Linked DNA regions of Homo sapiens: region 2 is linked to region 1. Evidence: chromatin loops called from intact Hi-C (ENCODE). Cell type or tissue: Calu3. All regions are shown on one strand. Each heading gives the region's core, and the rest is flanking DNA. Links, peaks and the distances in the headings are about the cores only.

Region 1 (5,221 bases), core at 1,733-4,232:
AGCACAGAAAACTTGCCAGATTGAGAACTTAACCTTCTCTGGAGTTTTGCCACCGTTTAAAATTAAGTCCTATGCATCACCTTCAGTCTTCTGTCCTTGGCTGCAAGAAATAAGCATCCTTTCGTATGCTAAAAAGGAGTCCTTCTGACTTTTATATTTTACATTAAATTGGTGATTAATCACTTCATATTTCATCATCTTTCTCTAAAGCATAGCTTATATTCACCAATCATAAGATTCTATGGTACTTATAATTACTACTTACTCTGAACCTCTCTAGATTCTAAAATATTGCATCTGCCAATTAATTCCTTTCCTGGTTTTCCATGCCAGGTCACCACTGGTGAAAGTTTTAACAACTGCATCACCAGAGTGTGCTAGAGCCTATCTGTACTCCATCTACCACCAGTGATGTTACCTACCATTTACTGATGATTCAGCATTCCAATTTAGGATCTGTTTTCTTGATCCTCTCTTGGGACTAATTGTCTTAGGTCTGGTGCTCTAAGAAAGACTCTCACGTGCAGATTTGCATACAGGAAGTTTATGAGGGCATACTCTCATAAAACACCACCTGGGAGGGAATGCAAGCTGCAGATCTGGCAGATAAAGAAGTTGAATTGAGATGCAGTTACAACAGAGGCCTTAGCTGATTATACCAGGAGCTCAGAAGCTAAGCTGGCTCTTCACAGATATAACAAATTGGGGGAAGCGATTAAGCTTGTGTCCTGCCTTATTGACCAATCATTTCATGTTGTCTTCTCAGAATGTAATTGGCTTTTTAAACAGCAATACTTGATGTCAGACAACAATGAAGCCATAGTTAAAAATTGCCAACCAAATTAAAAGGAGAAAATGAAAATCTTTTGATATATTCAAAGCTGAGAAAAATTAATCCAATGTGCCCTTTTAAATATTTTTTCTTTTATCCCATTATCCCTTGAAAAGTTACCAAAAAACTTTCTTTGAAGGATGTACCAACATCAAGGAGAGAGGATGTTATGAGATTCCAACCCTAGAAAGCGTCAAAAGAAATTCCTAGGTATCAGATGAGCTACTACAGGTTCTAACCTGCAGTTCATATACACCGTTCCTCCAAGACCCCGGGAAAGAGTCATCTCACTCTTGGACACAAGAAGGACAAAAGTAAAACTTGAATAAACTGTCTGCTACCTGTAAATATCTAACATGCTTCATAAAGACCATTATTTGTTTATTTTAATGTAAAAGTAAAAGCAAATACCAGAAGAGAAAAATGCCCAGACACAGTGGCTCACACCTATATGTTGAAGGCCAAAAGAGTAAGGGTCGTGATCAACCCAGTATACCACTGGAGGCTGTATGAGTAAACAGCAAACTGTTCTCATAAATGCAGAATGTTGGCAGACGGACAAACTGCCTCTGCCACCCAGAAGGAATGCTGAGGGCAGTCACGACCCAGGCACAAGTGTTTCTTTTGATTAGGCACATCTGAAGCCTGTTAGCAATAATGTGAACCTGTGATCAGTCGAGCAGCTGACCAATCATTACCTCCTCCTCCCTGCTCTTTCTACCCAATAAATACAAAGGGCTGTGGAAGCTCAAGGTTGCTGCCTTTGCTTACTGGAAGCAGAGAGCCCTCTTCTTCCTCCCCTAGCCCCTTCCTTTAAAATAGTTACTTTTGTCTTAAGTTTTTATTTCTACATTCGTCCTCCTTCCTTCAGTCTCGTAATGACTGTCTCAAGCAGTATCAGTAGTAACTGTTGTAATGATAGTCTCAAGTAGTAACCATGGCAGTCAGCCACACCTGTAATTCCAGTTTTGGGGAGGCCAAGGTGGAAGGATCACTTGAAGCCAAGAGTTTAAGACAAGTCAGGACAACATAAGGAGACTCCATTTCTACAGAGAAAAAAAAAATTAAATTAGTGGTGCATGGTGGCCTGTGCCTGTGGTCCTAGCTACTTGAAAGACTGAGGTGGAAGAATCACTTGTTCAAGGCCAGAAGTTCAAGGTTAAAGTGAGCTATGATCGCACCACTGCACTCCAGCCTGGGCAACAAAGTGAGACACTATCTCAAAAAAAAAAAAAAAAAAAAAAAAAAAAAGAAAGAGAGAGTGATAAATGGTCAAAATGGTCAAAGGGCATAAATTAGGCTCACAAAATAGGATATCTGAATGTTTATTAAATATAAAATGTTAAAATTTGATTATGAAAGAAATACACATTTTAAAAAACAATGAGATGCCATTGGGGGCCTATTACTTTCAGAGATTAAAAAGATTGAAAAGAGCTCTGTGCAGGTAACAAGATATGGGCCTTCTCAAGTATTGTTGCTAAGTGTGCAAATTGTTTTAATAATCCTGGTGGGTAATTATTAACTTTAACAAGGTGCCAAACCCTTGAGCCAGTATTAGTCTCAGAAATATCCATGACAATTTTGTTTGCACTAGTAAGAAATTGAAAATAGCCTAAACAGCAAAAGGAGAGTTGAATAAATAAATTTCACTGTGGAATTAGAAAATGAAATACTATGTTGTTAATAACGAAGGTGTTGTAGAAAACTAACATCATGGTAACATTGGTACTATATTTTCAAGAGAGATAAAGCAGATTGTTAGGTAATGAGTAGTTTGTGAACCAATAATGCAAAGAGATTCTATTTTGCCTCCCCAACCCCACAGCTCAGGTTTTTCTTCTCCTTTGGGCAACTGCTTAAATTCAGAGGCAGCTACCAAAAGGAAACGTCTCTCTACCCCCTACTGTTTCTTCTGTGCAAAAGAATGTAAAATATGAGGCTTCTCTTTCGCATGTAGGCCTGAGAAGTTTTGACAAGAATGTGTATGCAGGGAGAAATGACTGGTGAAAGAATTTAGAAAGAATGTATGGGGACAAAAAGGAATCACATGAGCTGATTTAAATTCTTCTTGTGACAAGGGGTGTGTGCAAACATGAAGGAACTAGGGTTTTGTTTGTAAATGTTTATCGGTTTGGGAGAGGCAAAGATCACAGACTGTGATATTCTTGGGATAAACAGCTCAATATGTTGGTCCCAAGCGACACCATGTGGAATTGAGAAGAGGGCCATTCTCATCTAAACACCCATCGGAGCCCAGGTTTGGCGTTCTGAAGATCAGGGACTTCCATTTGTTTATAAGCTCATTTGATTGACAAGTATTTATTGAGCAACTACTTTATGATAGTCCCTGTTTTTGCTGTTGGTAATGTAAAAATGAAAAAGACACGTTTTTCTGTTCTTAAGGCAGTTACCGAGTTAAAAAAAAATAGTATGTAATCATCTTATATGGTACATGTATATTTATATAAAAATATGTTATAATGATAGTATATCTTAAATATCATAGTATGTTATACTATAAGAAAGAGTATAATACATTCAGTAATGAAAAATGCTGTAAAGAAAAATAAATCCAAGAGGGAATGGTGTGGTAGTGAAAGAACGCATCTAGCTGGGGTCGTCTACCTAATACAGAGAAATGTTAACTGAGATTTGAAGGAAGAGATAGCGTGAACCCTGCTCATACCTGGAGGAAAGCACGCTTGAGGGGAGAGCACTTGGCAGCTGGAGGAAATGCAGAAAGGCCTGGTGCTAGGGAGCACAATGTGGCTAGGGGAGAGCAGCACCAGACCAGTCAGTGGCCTGGTCCCAGGCGGAGGCATGGCTGGAAGGCCCTTCTATTCCCAGTAAAAGAACTAGGACATGATATCACTTAGGTTAAAAAATAAAATACAGTTATTCTGGCTGATTGGTGGTGAATAGAAGCAGGGAGACTGGCTAAGCTGCTATTGTTACAGTCCCAAGGTGGTAGTATATTGCACTAAAGCAATCAGAATTGACTTATAGGTTGCATTTGTGTCATGAAAGAGAGATGTCAATGATGACAGCATAGGTATTGACCTGGACCATCAGAAGAACAAAACATTGAGAGAACACCCATGACCTAGTCACAGGCATTTCATGAACAACTGTATCCCCATAGTGACTCTGAAACTCCCTAAATTGGACTTCAGACTCCAAGACATCCAATCAGAACCTAAGTAAAAGAAAAAAAATATGGCAGATGCATAATGATGATTTTTGATGATAGACTGATTTGTGAACTGTCATGAGGAACCTCCTTGAGGCTTTTAAAAACTGAGTTTTTGGAAGAGGGTGCTAAGTTCCAGCAATCTAGTACATAGACGGATAAATGGATTGATAGCTGAAAGGGAGAAAGATTATATAGAAAGAGGCAGAGAGAAATTGTGTGTGTGCATGAGTGGAGTCTCAAGAGAATATCAAAGTAAATATTTAATACAAGTCCCCATACACCTACTATGTACCCCAAAATTAAAAATTTTAAAAATTTTAGAAATAAATATAATTTTAAATTGAGGACTACCAAAAAAAGTGATGGTATCTGGTGTCTGAAAAATAGTAATTAGTTGGGATTCCTAAACTAAATGCCATTCTTGGTCATCAATCAAAAGATAAGGAGAATGAAAATTTGAAGGAAAGGAGAGGGATGTTCTCTACAGAAACACTTAAAAATGGAATTACCTATGGGTAAAAGCTTTATGATTATAGGAAACCATATTTCTTCACTAGTTGTAAGTTAGAGTTTTAAACAGCACAACACTATTTAAGACCATGCGTGTTTACTTTTTCTCTCTTTGGAGGAAATTGCAACAAAACAAAATATTCCTTCTTCATAAACTCTGAGATTTTGTGATATTTTACAGAAGGCTATGAGAATTGGTTGAGTGAAAATATACTATTCAGAGATTTTAAAGTCTCAAAAATGATTGTTCCTTTGGGAAAAGTACCTCCTAAATGAACCACCACTTAAGTGAAAACAGAAAATGCCATTGTTAACATTCTAACAGACTCACTCCTCTAGACATGTGCTCAAGTGTTGTTCGCACATACTCAGCAAGCTCTCTGTGGCCATGTACCTGCCTTGTTTCCTCCCTTGGCATGTGCTTGAGCTATAAAGTCATCATTTAAAATTAAAAACCCTGGGTATGATGCGCATAATAGCTTCTTTGTTTCTAGGCTTACCAGGTGAGTGAAAGTAGAACTTCTAAGAGTAAAACCAAAGCATAATATTGATTACTTCGTATGCAAACTTTTTTTAATTTTAAGCAAAATCTACATGGATTGTCAGGGAAAGTATTACAGACTTTGATGACCTATGGGTAGAAGATCAATCAGAGACAAGGATATTTAAATGACAGCAAACCA
Region 2 (5,221 bases), core at 1,389-3,888, 150 kb before region 1:
TTGTTGGAGAAATATTTCAAGAAAAGACCCACCATATTGTTTGCAAAAAAGAATAAAGAGTGAACCACACTGAGACACATAAATACGAAAGTTCTGAACCTTGAATACAAAAAGAAGATCCTAAGCACTTCAAGAGGAAATAGGAGGTCACATGCACAAGGTAAGAAGTCAAAAGTGCTTCAGAAATCTCTAAACAAAACAAAAACAAGTAAAAATGAAAACACTAGAAACTAGAAAACAAGAGTACATTGCTTTCAAAGTTTTGAGAAAAATGATTTATGATCTAGAAGTTCCTTTCAGCCAGGTTATCAAATTTCAAACAAAAACAAAAACACTCAAGCACGTTTTCTTTGGAAGTTCCTAAACAATTTATTCCCCAAATGAAAGCATAAGTCAAAAAAGTGTAAGACACAGAATCCAGGTGCTCTAGCAAGGGAAAATCTGTAGAACGTTTGCAGAATGACAGTTGTGCCACAGGCCCATTCAAATTAGAGTAGGGCAACAGGAGAGAAGAGAACAAAGCTGAGGAGAGGACAGGATGGGAGGGGAAGGGAGAGGAGGGGAGGGGAGTGGAAGGGAGGGGAGGGGCAGCGAAGGGAAAGGGAGAGGGAAGGAGAGGAGAGAAGGAAAGGCGGGAGGGAGGGAGGAAGGAAGGAAGGGAGGAGTGAAGGAGAAAAAATAAAGAGAAAGGAAAGAAAAGGAAAGGAAAGGAGGAAGGAAGGAAGAAAGGAAGGAGAGAGAGAAAGAAAGAAAAAGAAAGAAAGAAAGAAAGAAAGAAAGAAAGAAAGAAAGAAAGAAAGAAAGAAAGGAAGGAAGGAAGGAAGGAAGGAAGGAAGGAAGGAAAAGAAAAAAGAAATCAAGGAAGAAATGAAAGCAGGAAGGAAGGAAGAGAGGGAGGGAGGGAGGGAAGAAAGAAAGAAGGAAGGAAGGGAAAAAAGAGGAAGGAAGGAACTGATGTGTTTGAATATATAGAGAGAAGATTTTCAAATGTTTGAGAATTTAGAAAGAAATTACTAATAGGTAGATAGAAACCTAAGCAAAGGTTAAAAAGAGGTAATTATTAACTCCAGGAAAGCAAGAAATAAAATACTCTTTTCTACATAACATAGTGTAAATCCAGATTTTCTCAAGTCATAAAAAGTCCCATCTGCAGATAATATATATACGATCAAATGGGTCCACACACTGAATATTGATCAAGCCATATTTGATGTAACTTTATTGATTGTATTAGAGAATATGTGCCTGTGTGTTTGGAAAGAGGGCTGAAAGATGCTTCACGAGTCTTCATTTTGCACAGTAGAAAAGAAACAGATATTCCATAAAATTCACTAAATGTAAAATTTGCCCACAAGCATCCTACATAGAAATAAGAAAGTATGTAATCTAGAAAAGTTTTAAAAATGATAAAAATTACCTCCTCTGAGGAATGGGAGTTTGTATGACTCGCAAAGTACAGTAAAAGGACTACTTATTTTGGCTATGAGCCTTGCAGAACTATTTGATCAGTGATACTCCATGCAAGTATTTCTTTGATAAAAACAAAACCAAATTTAAAGAACTCGCCAATTCTTTCGACATGAATCCTAAAAATGGCATTTATTAAATATAGCTCCGTTGCCTAAATTCATCATCTTTTTGTACTAGCCAACCTTTTATATAAGGTTGAAATGCTTCAATGGCCTTACGGAAGTCTTAGAGACACCTGAACAAGACACAGCTACAAGACAGCCTTTTTAATACACAATTTTCAGCAAAATGACAAATACACAACAACCTGTTTAATATGGTCCCACATGTGAGAGAAAAAAACTGATATATTACACACACAAACACGTGCTTGCTTGCATGCACACACACGTTTGTATATTCATAGAAACATTTTAGAAGTATCAGCAAGAACTTCTAAGCCTGATAAATTTCTGCACGTTAGATTTAGATCCTAGGGCTCAGGGAGACATACTATTACATAACTTCAGTAAAGTTTGGATTTGTTGTTTACTGTATGCATATTTTAGCTTTTTAATCTAAACAAGTCTCTACTTTTAAAAAATAAGGTTATAGAAAGTTGGAGAGAAAAAATAATGTAATGTACATAAGATATATGATCACTTCTATTTTTGTCTATTTATCTATTGAATACATTTCAGTACAATTGTCCTCTATTACAGATTATTTTTGAAGAATACGCTTGTGACTAATGTACAAAATAGCAAATTTGAAAGAAAAAAATTAAATTCATCAATATGGGTGTATTTTTTCTTTCTCTCCCTTCTTAATTCCATGAAAACATGTTTGGCATATTTGTTTATAATATTGTAATCTAACTTAATATTCACTATTTCAAACTCCATGTTTCTGTGGATTCTATCTTATAGGGTCTATGTGTTGTTCTATTATGTTGATGCACAGTGTCTCTTGTAACCATTTCCCTACTGCAATTTGACTTTTTCATACTAATGTGCTCAATTTTTTTTAGCCTTGCATAGTTTGAGTTCTGTTTTCTGTCAGCTTACCAGTAGGTGGTGCTGAGTAGTAGCTATAAATAATCCGGTTTTAGAATACGTGCTCCACTAAAATCCTTCCTCTAGAGTGACAGCACTGAGCCAAATCAGGAAGTGGTTTAAACTGGTTTTCCAGTAGTGGGATGGGTTTCCTCTATTTCATTCATATTATCTCGTATTCTTCCTCTTCGGAGTAATTCCGAACATGGTTTCAAGATGACTGCCTGCAAACAGGGTTACTGTCTGTGGTTCTGACAAAGAGAAGATGCAATGCTCCAGAAGGTGTCTTACTTCCTGACAAAGCACCTGCCACAGGTTTAACCACAATCTTCTGCTGCAATCAATCACTGCAAACTTTCAACTGTCATGCACTAAGCTTTGTGATATGCCCTGTCCTGAGTCTTTCCCATGGACCATTCCAAAATACTTCTCACAACACAATCAGATCCATCTTATTACCCAACTGTATAGATGAGGAAACCAAGACTTAGGCAGTGAAGTGATCCTTTCTACTTCCTGCAACAAATATACTTAATGGAAGCAGTCTGCACTTGGAGCCAGAGAGACATAGGTTGGGTTCTGACTCCTTCATCAACTAATTGTTTATCTCCAGCAAGGAGTTTAACATCACCAAACATCTGTTTACTGATTTGTAAAATAGGAATATTAATGTGTGACCCTCAAAGCTGTCTTGATATTAATTGAGAATACATATGAATGGTCTTTAACACAGTGAGTCATAGGCCCACTACTAAAACATTGCAAATGCAAAGGAAAAACCACAACAAAAACTAATTTCTTCTTCTCTTCCCTTCCTGACTCAAGTGCTTTCTCAACTCCCATACCTGTCTCCTCCCTTCTAACTTAAGAACCAGAGATTTTTCCCCCTCTACTATCCTCAAATTTTCTGTTCCTTTAATTTGCAGTAGAGCATACCACTTCTCACTTTGCATTAATTGCCACTTTCCAGGAGAAAGAAGAGGCAATAATTTAAATCACAATTTCCTGATGCTAAACAAGTGTACCATGTTCTCCCAGAACTAGCACTTGGGGGAAGCAATGTGTCCTGGATGTAGCCCAACCCTGTCAATCTAGGCTGATGTTCTATCTCTATTAGTGATTAAAACCACCTTTGCAGATTATGACAGTGAGGAGAATCTAGCATGGCTGACTTCATCTTGCATCTAGCCTCATAGGCTGGCTATCCTGATGCATTCCTGGTATGGGCCAAGCCCATGGAGGAACTTATTTTGTGGTTTACTTTTGAAGCATGAATGACAGCACTGCTTCCATAAAACTAACATTCTTTTTTCTCAGGGACTGAAAATTTATGAAAGGCCATGAGATTAGGATTATGGGAGGAATTGGAACTCTGCTAAAATGGAGGCATAATTTCTTTAATCCCTTACTGCTTAGGAGTCACGTGACCAGGGGTCACAAGATTTATGACTTCGCCAATTGCTCCTATAGATATCATCACTATTGTAGAACCTAAGATTGGTCTTTTGATAAGTTTTTCATGCTTTTTTGCATTCTGGCAACTGACCAATCCCACCTGAATCCATGACTCATGACTGAACTGGTCCTGTGGCCCCCACCCAGAGGCAGACTTAGTGCATGAGAACCTCTATGATTTTATCCCCAACCAATCAGCAGTACCCATTCTCTAGCCCCTGCCCACCAAATTATCCATTAAAACTCTATCTTCAGACTTCTTGGAGAGACTGATTTGAATAATAACTCCCCCATCTTCTCTGTGGTTAGCCTAGTGTTAATCAAACTCTTTCTTTACTGCAAGACCATGGTCTCAGTAAATTGGTTTTGTCTGCGCAGTGGGCAGGAAAAACCTGTCAGACAACTACACTATTTCAAAGTAAATAGTCACTGTATTAGTCTATTCTCACACTGCTAATAAAGACATACCCAAGAGTGGGTAGTTTATAAAGGAAAAAGGTTTAATTGACTCACAGTTCAGCATGACTGGGGAGGCCTCAGGAAACTTACAGTCATGGTGGAAGGTAAAGCAAACACTTCCTTCTTCACATGGCCATAGCAAGAACTGCCAAGCACAAGAGGGAAAAGCTCCTTATAAAACCATCAGATCTCATGAGAACTCACTCACTATTAGGAAAACAACATGAGGGGAACCACCACTGTGATTAAATTACCTCTCATCAGGTCTTTCCCACGACACATGGGGATTATGGAAATGACAATTCAAGATGAGATTTGGGTAGGGATGCAGCCAAACTATATCAGTCACCTTTTTCCTTTTGCTTTTTTGTTTTTGTAGGTAGAAAAGGGGTAATGCTCACAGCTGTTTCTTTTTACAGTAATTGCTCCTATGTGATATAAATATTACATATATTATATATAATTCTTATATATTGTGTGTAATATATATTTCTTATATTATCTATATTATAATTATATATTATAATATATAATATATAATTCTTATATATTACATATAATACTATCATATATATCATATCATATATATATACATGATAGTAGAAGGCTCATTGCCATCATTTATCATACCTTTTTTTCTCAACAGTGGAGCATGTCAGTGCAGTGTAAGTTAATCTTTTCAAAATGTGTAATCAGGGTAAGTTGCCATTATCTCTTTCAACTCATTTACTTTCTGGAGTCTACTTTTGAAATATCTGTTTAAAACAGCCATGTACAGCTTGCAGTTAATCAATTTATTGGCA

What was found. Hi-C counts contacts between places; a loop is a spot of excess contacts. Peaks named below come from ENCODE experiments on the same cell type or tissue, not always from the same donor. Only the 100,000 strongest peaks of a DNase experiment are listed, where the experiment ranks them.
Region 2: it touches region 1 in a loop (12-fold over the local background); 5 of 110 quality-filtered maps call a loop at or near these places.

Annotation. Positions count from the first base shown.
Region 1 is chr2:57,698,700-57,703,920 of GRCh38, forward strand. LOC101927235 (a long non-coding RNA gene) reads left to right here and starts at 2,523. Exons shown (of 3, transcript XR_940113.3): 1 at 2,523-2,915. RefSeq lists enhancers at 3,093-3,594, 3,595-4,094. In Calu3, for the core only: no CTCF peak of the experiment used is centred there; no DNase peak of the experiment used is centred there.
Region 2 is chr2:57,547,191-57,552,411 of GRCh38, forward strand. No RefSeq gene overlaps it. Among named protein-coding and RNA genes, the nearest start is that of VRK2, 500 kb to the right of the region's middle. In Calu3, for the core only: CTCF peaks have their summits at 2,617 and 2,840; no DNase peak of the experiment used is centred there.